Linked DNA regions of Homo sapiens: all the other regions are linked to region 3. A link is a contact called in ENCODE Hi-C or POLR2A ChIA-PET data. All regions are on one chromosome and are shown on one strand. Each heading gives the region's core, a stretch centred on a gene start or an enhancer-like site at or near the end of the contact. The rest is flanking DNA. Distances are from core to core; before and after follow the strand shown. Region 1 holds the start of PHF1 (PHD finger protein 1). Region 2 holds the start of BRD2 (bromodomain containing 2). Region 3 holds the start of SRSF3 (serine and arginine rich splicing factor 3).

Evidence for each region. Hi-C counts contacts between places; a loop is a spot of excess contacts on that map. ChIA-PET counts read pairs that join two places held with the same protein, here RNA polymerase II (POLR2A). Pooled maps may share reads with other maps.
Region 1: a pooled map shows a loop between it and region 3 (8-fold over the local background). The contact joins the promoter of PHF1 here to the promoter of SRSF3 in region 3. A Hi-C loop is called at or near these places in 1 of 168 maps with a recorded cell type or tissue (transverse colon) and 5 of 50 pooled maps. POLR2A ChIA-PET finds 5 or more read pairs at or near these places in 1 of 52 experiments (WTC11).
Region 2: a map of CD8-positive, alpha-beta T cell shows a loop between it and region 3 (17-fold over the local background). The contact joins the promoter of BRD2 here to the promoter of SRSF3 in region 3. A Hi-C loop is called at or near these places in 1 of 168 maps with a recorded cell type or tissue (CD8-positive, alpha-beta T cell) and 12 of 50 pooled maps. POLR2A ChIA-PET finds 5 or more read pairs at or near these places in 5 of 52 experiments (Panc1, T-cell, activated CD4-positive, alpha-beta T cell and 2 more).

What each region holds. Positions count from the first base shown.
Region 1 is chr6:33,409,686-33,412,385 of GRCh38, forward strand. It overlaps PHF1 (PHD finger protein 1), which reads left to right and starts at 1,329. Exons shown (of 15, transcript NM_024165.3): 1 at 1,329-1,530; 2 at 2,563-2,700. The coding sequence starts at 2,579. It overlaps KIFC1 (kinesin family member C1), which reads left to right. Exons shown (of 11, transcript NM_002263.4): 11 at 1-211. The coding sequence ends at 5.
Region 2 is chr6:32,967,276-32,969,975 of GRCh38, forward strand. It overlaps BRD2 (bromodomain containing 2), which reads left to right and starts at 1,319. Exons shown (of 13, transcript NM_005104.4): 1 at 1,319-1,781. It overlaps LOC124901302 (a long non-coding RNA gene), which reads right to left and starts at 1,246. Exons shown (of 3, transcript NR_190904.1): 1 at 870-1,246. RefSeq lists enhancers at 396-935, 2,234-2,700, 2,552-2,700.
Region 3 is chr6:36,592,968-36,595,667 of GRCh38, forward strand. SRSF3 (serine and arginine rich splicing factor 3) reads left to right here and starts at 1,395. Exons shown (of 6, transcript NM_003017.5): 1 at 1,395-1,514. RefSeq lists enhancers at 903-1,062, 1,171-1,852, 1,453-1,682.

The DNA of each region.
Region 1 (2,700 bases), core at 79-2,578, 3.2 Mb before region 3:
AGTGAAGACGGATCCAGATCTGTGTGTGTGTGTGTGTGTGTGTGTGTGTGTGTGTGTGTGTGTGTGTGTCCCTATGTCTATGTATCGGGTGAGGGGTGGGAGGGTTGCTGGAGGGTGCTTTATTGGGTGGAGGGCACCATGTCCCAGGGCTATCAAATAAAGAATAGTTTGGTTTTTTTTTTAAATAAAGGTTTTATTAGCATTTGCCCAAGAAGGCAGATACTTTCATATCTGTAAAAGTGGGAGCTGTGATCTGTACCCTCTGCCAAACGTTTACGTGGGAGGCGGGAGCGGGGGCTGAGGGCTTCGTCTTTTCTCCCCTCTGCTATCACCGGTTCTGGACCTTGGCCTGGATCATCTTCCCCTCTGCTAATACCCCCTACCCCGTCCGTCACATCAGGGAGGTGTGCCCTCTAGCTATCCACGCCCCCTCCTTGGTCACTAGTTATAGGTAACTTTCACCCTTCCGCCGGCCACCCCAGCCCCAGGGAAGAACGTTCCTTTGGTGGGTGTCGGCAAATGGGGACCGGACCCCAGAGTCCAGAGGCGGGGCTAGCGCGCGCTCCCAAACTGTTGGCTCTTTCCTCCCGTCCCGCCCTTTCCCTGCCTTTCCGTTCGAACGGCTGGGGCTCTGCCCGCTCGCTGCCCATTGGCTGGCTCTCGGTGGCGTCACCGCCTTGGGTCCTCGCGCCCTTCGTCTGCGCCAGCCCTGGAAGCACGGGGCGGGACGTCCACGGGAAGCGGCGCGCACGCCCGCCGACTCCCTCGCGCCAACCGCCGACGGCCGCCGCCCGGTGAAGGAGGGGCTCAGTCCTCCCAGGTGCCGCGCGCAGGAGGGGACACGCGTGCGCAAAAGGGCGGTGGGTGGGGCGCGACTCGTCACGGGGAGGGCGGGGCGCGCGAGGGAGGAGGGCGTGGTGGGGGCATCGAGAAGGGTGAATGGAGGGCGGGGCTGTGAACTGGGGCCGGGGGGCGGGACTTGGAGTGACCATGGGGGGTGGGGCAGCTAACGGATGTGGCATGGGGCGGGGGACCAGGCCGGAGGCGGGCTGCCGGGAGGGGGGATTCCCTCGTGCCCCAAGGGCGAATCTCAGGTCGGAGGAAGGGGCTGAGGGGATTCCCTCTCCCACCGGGTCCGACTCTTCGCTCCCCAAGCCGCGGAGGGCCAGCCTCTTCTTCGGCGCCCTCCAGGCCTGTTGGAGGTGAGGGAGGTGGGGTGAGGTGGTGCCCGCCCCCCCCTCCGGCTCCTCCTTTCCCCCAGTCCTCCCCTCCCACCACCCTCCCCCCCAACCGGTCCGTCCCTCCCCTCCCTCCCTCCCCCCCGCCGCCTCCTCCTCCTGCCGCTGCCGCTGCTTTGGCTGCTGCGTCATACGCCCCAGAGCCGCCGGGACGGAGGGGCTGGGCCTGGGGACCCCCCGGCCTCCGCCTGCACGCCCCCCCACGCCCGGACGTGCCCTCTCCGCGCGGGGGACTCGCCTAGGTCTCCTACGTCTGCCCCTGCCCGGCTCCCGGCGGCCCCAGCTGTCACCGGTAAGGAGGCGGCAGGAGGCGCTGGTGGGGGGCAGGGAGCCGGGGGTCGGCGCGGGGCGCGGGCGGGAGAGCCTCGCCGCCTTGGCCTCGGGTCCGGGCTGGGCCGACACAAGTCCCTTCTCGGACTTGCCGTCCTGGGGAGTAGAGACCGGGACTGGGACACGCCCCCCTCCCGGGGCACTCAGAGAAGTTGTCTAACCCGGGGGCAGGGAGCCCCGAATTTGAGGGTGACCTGACATAACCTGGCACCAGGATGATTGTTCTTAATGAGACGCGCAGGCCTGGGGAGACAGCCGTTTCTGCTCTGGAAAACATCTCCAGAAAAGGTCCCAAAACACGTCTCTGGGCAACAGGACACCCTAATTATGATACCTCTAAACTGAGTAGCCTTTGCTTCTACAACCATAATTTCTCCTAAAATTTCAAGGCCAGTATATAATATCCCAGGAGAGCTCTGGAAGCTGGGAAACTAGCAACTAGGTTTGGGGTCGGGGGGAGGGCTGTTAGTTACCGAGAGGAGAGCCAGTCACTAGAGTTGGAAGAGGACTCAAAAAGCTGGTGATGGGTGCCCAGTGGTTTCCTATCAAGGTGTCTCAGGGATTTGGAGATGGGGGCACAGATACTTCATTCTTGATGGCAAAATAGGCAAAGAAAATGGGGAGGCTGGCCGGGCCCGGTGGCTCACGCCTGTAATCCCAGCACTTTGGGAAGCTGAGGTGGGTGGATCATGAGGTCAGGAGTTCGAGACCAGTTTGGCCAACATGGCCAACACCTCATCTCTACTAAAAATACAAAAATTAGCCAGGCATGGTGGCATGCGCCTGTAATCCCACCTACTTGGGAGACTGAGGCAGGAGAATTGCCTGAACCCGGGAGGTGGAGGTTGCAGTGAGCCAAGATTGTGCCACTGCACTCTGGCCTGGGCGACAGAGCAAAACTCCATCTCAGGAAAAAAAAAAAAAAAAGAAAAAGAAAATGGGGAAGGTTTCTCAGCATTCATAACCTTCTCCTCCCCATTTCTTTTCTGGCTAGGCCCCCCCAGGATGCAATGGCGCAGCCCCCCCGGCTGAGCCGCTCTGGTGCCTCCTCACTTTGGGACCCAGCTTCTCCTGCTCCCACCTCTGGCCCCAGGCCTCGGCTTTGGGAGGGTCAAGATGTGCTGGCCAGATG
Region 2 (2,700 bases), core at 69-2,568, 3.6 Mb before region 3:
GAACTGTAAAGTGCTTCCTGACTTTGCCAGTTAGGAGGTTCTTGGTGACATCTGCCAGAAAAGTTTTGGTGGTAGCAGCCTGACAGAGGTAGCTTGAAGAGTGGGGATGGGGAAAGAGAATGTGACAAAGAATTGAGATAGTAAGGATAATTTCAATTTCAGGTCTTGGCTGTGCAAGGAAGCCGAGAGACATGAGTCTCTAAGAGGGCACGATATTGAGAGGGTTGTTATCTTTCTGTCAGCGGGGAAACCAAGAGAAAAGTTTAAAAAGGTCAAAAGGGGGAGAAGGGAAGACAGCTTCCGGGTAACAGAGAAGGTTGACCAGGTCAATAGTAAAGGATTTCCTCAAACCGAAGGGAGGACCTCTAGTGAAATGAGAAAGGAATACACAATTGACCCAGTTTGCAGGTGGGAAATGGGAAGCCAGTTCTGCAAATTGGCCTTTCTGTTCTGTGAAGTGCCATCTGTCGGTGAGGAGAGATTAGGGTCTGCAGCGTGAAAATCTGGACCATACTCTGGGTAATCAAGGGAGAGGTTATCGGCTAATGACAAATTAAAGGCTTACTTTTTAGCTGGCAACTGAATCACCATAACATTTTATGTTACCAGTTCCAAAATTTTGGGGGGAATTCACTCAAGCTTGGGAGAGGAGAGATCATAACTTTAAGAGTATAAGAGGTTTAAACGGTCCACTACGAAATAAATAGAGAAGGAAAAGTTATCAGCTGGTAAATATCGTAGAAGGTAGAGCGGTCCAGGGACTCACAGGTCTCACTAAAGAAAAGTCTAGCGTAGGTTCACGGCACGGAGAGATTTTAAGGCTGCCTAAGACTAAAGCCAAATACGAAGTCCACATCTGCGGTCCGCACCTTATCTCTCCGCGCGGCAGGCGCGACGAGGGCGAGAAACTCCCTCTCCAGTGGTCGCACCACACGACACCAGGGAAGGGGCCCCTCTCTCCAGACCCTCATATCTCCAGGTCCAGGCCCCATTTTCCTCCGCTGACAGCTCAGCAGCGTGCGCTTCCGCTGGATTCAGGCCAGGACCAGCGAAGCCGCACCTTACACCCACCGAGGAGGAAACAAGCCTGGCCACCCGAGGCTACCCCGCTAGGCCGCGGGTAGTGGGGGAGGGGGCGCTGAGGCAGGAGGTCAGCACCCGGGCGCGGGCTCCCGCCCCACGAAAAGCGCGCGCTCCAAGCCCCGCCGCCGGAGATGCGGTTCCGGTCCGGACGCCTGCGCACTACGGCTCTCCCCGCAGCCTCTGGCCCTCCTTCCCCCTCCCCCAGTCAGGGCGCACCCTTGCGCCTGCGCTGTGTGTGTTCCTGGTCTGCGGCAGCCATGCTGAACTCGTATGGAGAGGCGAGTGGGGGGGACAGAGTCCAGGACTGCGGGATAGGAAGCTGGGGATATGGACAAGCAGCAGCGTTATAGCGCTCTGGGTTTCGGGACATAGGCCTGGGCCATGCGGCCCCCTTGGCCCCTTGGCGCGACCCCCAGGAACGTTCGGAAAGCTGGTCCTCGTGGCTGGGGGAAAGGCGGGGGGTGGGGGGGAAGCGGGCACGTGACCCCGGTCAGCCAATCTGGGTGCTGCTGACGTGGCCGCGCGGCCCCGATGCTCTCCCCACCCCCCCAGCCCGTTCGGGAAGGGAGGGGCTGGGGGCTACGCCCCCTCCCCCAGCACGGCTTCGTTTTCTGGGGGGGGGTTGACACCCCGGATTACATACCCCGTACCAAGCCGAGGGCAACTTTGGAGGCCCCCTGGAAGGCTTTAGGATCCAGGTGAGAAGGGGCCCTTGTGGGGCGGAGATGTCAGTCAAGTGCTTAACCAATGGTGGGGAGTCCGGGAGGGGGATTCTTGGGGTTCAGGAAAGAATCCTGAGAGTGGGAAGATTTGTCCTTCAAACCTTTTACAGCCAATGGGAGCGTGGAGGGGGGGCGAGCGGGAGAGGGCCATGGGGGGGGAGGGGAATGGCCAGCCTCATGCCTCCGTACCCATTGGAGGGCAAAGGGGTTAGGGGGCGGTGTGGCCCCCCCTATTCCATTCGTCCCCTGGGGGTACAGCAGCCGGGAGCCAGGTGAGAAGGGATCCATCGGCGGCCGAGGGAGGGGTGACCTGGCGGTGGGCTGAGGAGTGGTGGCTGTGGCCCCTACCCGTGGATGTGAATGCTTTAGGAGTTGGCCACCCATGTTGTGAACTGAGGTTGTTCCCAGGCGCCAACTTCCTTTCTCCCCAGAGCCTCTGGAGGGAGCATTGCTGTGCGCCCTTTGTGTCCGCGGTAGGGGAGCTCCAGTCGTCACACCGCAGGCTGGAGGTTACGCTTCGAGTCGCTTACCGAATTTGTGTGCATTCACGTGGACACGGCCTGTGGGGCCTTTTGCCCCTGTAGGGTCTTTACTGAGCACGTGTCTACTCCAGGCTGGGGTGCTTACAAGCTGAAAGCTTGAGGTCTGCTTAGGAACAGAAACCAGGCCCAAGGTGGGTGCTGGCAGTAGGGGGTCTAGACAGCATGGTCTGAGATGCGAGGGAGGCTCGGGACCTGGAATGATTTCACAGCTCCCAAGGTTTCGGGTTTCTCCAGGGTGGCCTCTTCCATCGCCTCCCTCATCCCCTCCCCCAGTCCTGAACAGTTCTCTCCTTGTGTACTGCGGGGGAGGGAACGGAAAGGAGGAAAGAGTTACTTTCCCAAATTACTGAGTA
Region 3 (2,700 bases), core at 145-2,644:
TGAGGTGGCGAGTTCGAGACCAGCCTGACCAGCATGGTGAAACCCCGTCTCTATTAAAAATACAAAAATTAGCCGGGTGTGGTGGCAGGTGCCTGTAATCCCAGCTACTCGGGAAGCTGAGGTAGGCGAATCGCTTGAACCCGGGAGGCGGAGTTTGCAGTGAGCCGAGGTCGCGCCATTGCACTCCAGCCTGGGCAACAGAACGAGACTCCATCTCAAGAAAAAAAAAAAAAGAAAAAAGAAAAAAAAAAACATAATAATTGGCATATCTTTCAGCTAAGAGGGAATAAATAAAAAGACAGGTTCTTTTTCTCTCTTTTTTTTTTTGTGCAGTGGTAGGATCTCAGCTCACGGCAACCTCCGCCTCCTGGGTTCAAGCGATTCTCCTGCTCTCAGCCTCCCAAGTAGCTGGGATTACAGGCGCCTGCCACCATGCCCGGCCATTTGTATTTTTAATAGAGACGGGATTTCACCATGTTGGCCAGGCTGGTCTTGAACTCCTGACCTCAAGTGATCCGCCTGCCTCGGCCTCCCAAAGTGCTGGGATTACAGGCATGAGCCACCGCGCCCGGCCCTTGGTGATTTTTCTAACCCAATCACAGTCTCTCTCCCCTTAATTACTCTTGCGGCTCTGTCTTCGTAAGGGAAGTGGCCCGGACAAAATACATGCCAGGCAGTGCAACGGCTGCTAGGAGAAAGGCTCGAGATACCCCTCCTGGCATTTGCTTGGGGGCCAGAATTTACATTCAATCTTCTTCAGAAACTTCCCTTTCCGGGTGTTTGCTAAAGGTGATAGTTTCCAGGTCACCTGACCGGTCTCCTTTGCTGTCGGCGCCAAGTCCTGCAAGTTTGCTTGAGAGACGAGAAACCAGCAAGAGTTGGGCAAACTTTCCAAACCAGGCTTTTCCTTCAGTGTGGAATCTAGGCGGCCACAGTCTGGTGCCAGCTGGGTCACAAACAGCTCCGTGACCTGTTTGTAAACGCGATGCTCTTAGTTCCAGACTAACCGCTCACAAGGGTGAAGCACTTAATTAATTCATCTCTTAATCTTGTTAGGGGCCAACGGCTCCTATTAGTGTTTGAGCGTGACGGCGACGGTGCTGTTTATGAAGCCCTAGCCTATTTGGAGGTGAGGAAGAGGAGTCTGTGGGTAACCTGGAGGTCGACAGACCGGGAGGAACGCTCGAGGGAGCACCAGGCCTGTTACAACGAGCGCGCGCCGACGCACGTCTCCACCCACCCGGCGCAACCGCCAGAGCGCGCTCCCAGCAACCGCGGCTCTCGCTGCGTTTGTAGCCATACGTCACGGCCTCTTCTGCTTCTCATTGGGGGAGCCCGTCCAATCATGTGATTCCAGTATGGCGTATAAATAAAGGCGAGGAGAAGGCGGTGGTCCGCCATTTCGTGGACGCCGGGTGAGTGAGAGAGTTGGTTGGTGTTGGGCCGGAGGAAAGCGGGAAGACTCATCGGAGCGTGTGGATTTGAGCCGCCGCATTTTTTAACCCTAGATCTCGGTAAGAGACCAGCGAAAGAGGGAATGAGGTGGAAATGGAATTTAACAGTACCAAGGAGCCAGGCCCAATGGCGGCGCCAGATTGAGACAAAGAGGCGCCGCCGCCATTTTGTGACGTTCAGCACGGGGCGGTGGCGGGGGCTCCCGGCCCATCGGAGGGTTTCCTAGTCTTGGAGTGGAAGTCTTTATATTCCTCATTGGGGCATGAGCCAGGATGGGGGTTACCTGGGAGTTGGGAACCACAAAGGGGAGCCGATAGCCGAGTTGTATTCCAGGTCACGGCCTTTTTATTTTTATGGCGCCTTTTTTTTTTTTGGCCCCTCATTTAATTGGGAAGCTTCTCAGAATGTTTTTGTAAAGTCACTAACCAAGACCGGACCTTTCAGTTCATATTAAATGGCCCCCGTAGTCACCTTACTTTCATGTAGTTTCAGATTTTGCAGCCTGAATCTAATCACCTTTTTCTAAGACCGAAAGATCTTCCTTGAACTTAAGATTCGTTCTTTCATCGCTTCCCATTAAAATGGAGGCTTAAGACAGGTGCCAGCAGTGTTTTTAAAAATTTTCACCAGTGGTTTGGTCTTAGAACTTACTCCTGGGCACAGGGTGTGGTCACGGCAAATAGGATGTGTCTGGACTGGATATTTTAATTAGACAAGCCCAGAGTAAGAAGAACGTGGTGTTTATGGAAAGCACTTCAGCTGAATTATTGAGTAGATGGTTTTTATGTAATTGAAACTGGTCTACAAGTTTATCAGATTCATCGTCGAAGTGACTCAGTAATAAAGCTTTATCAAATACAAGTCCGCCAAGGAAGAACAAAAAAATAAGTCCCCAAAGTGCAGTAAATTTTTTAGTAGCAAATATCTCTTTGTAATTTTTTATTAAAGTGAAATTATCTTTAAGTGGTATTTAGTATATTCAGTGTTGTGTAATCATCACTTACACGTAGTTCCAAAACATTTCCGTCACCTCCCCCCGCAGGAGACTACTACCCATTGAGCACTTACTCCCAGATTCCCTGTCCCCCTTCCTCTAGTCCCTAGCAACCACTAATCTTCCTGTCTCTCTGAACTTAGCTATTTTAGATATTTAGTATTTATGGAATCGTGTACTTTTATGTCTGGCTTCTTTAACTTAGCGTAATGTTTTCAAGATTTTCCAACGTTGGAGGATTTGTCAGTACA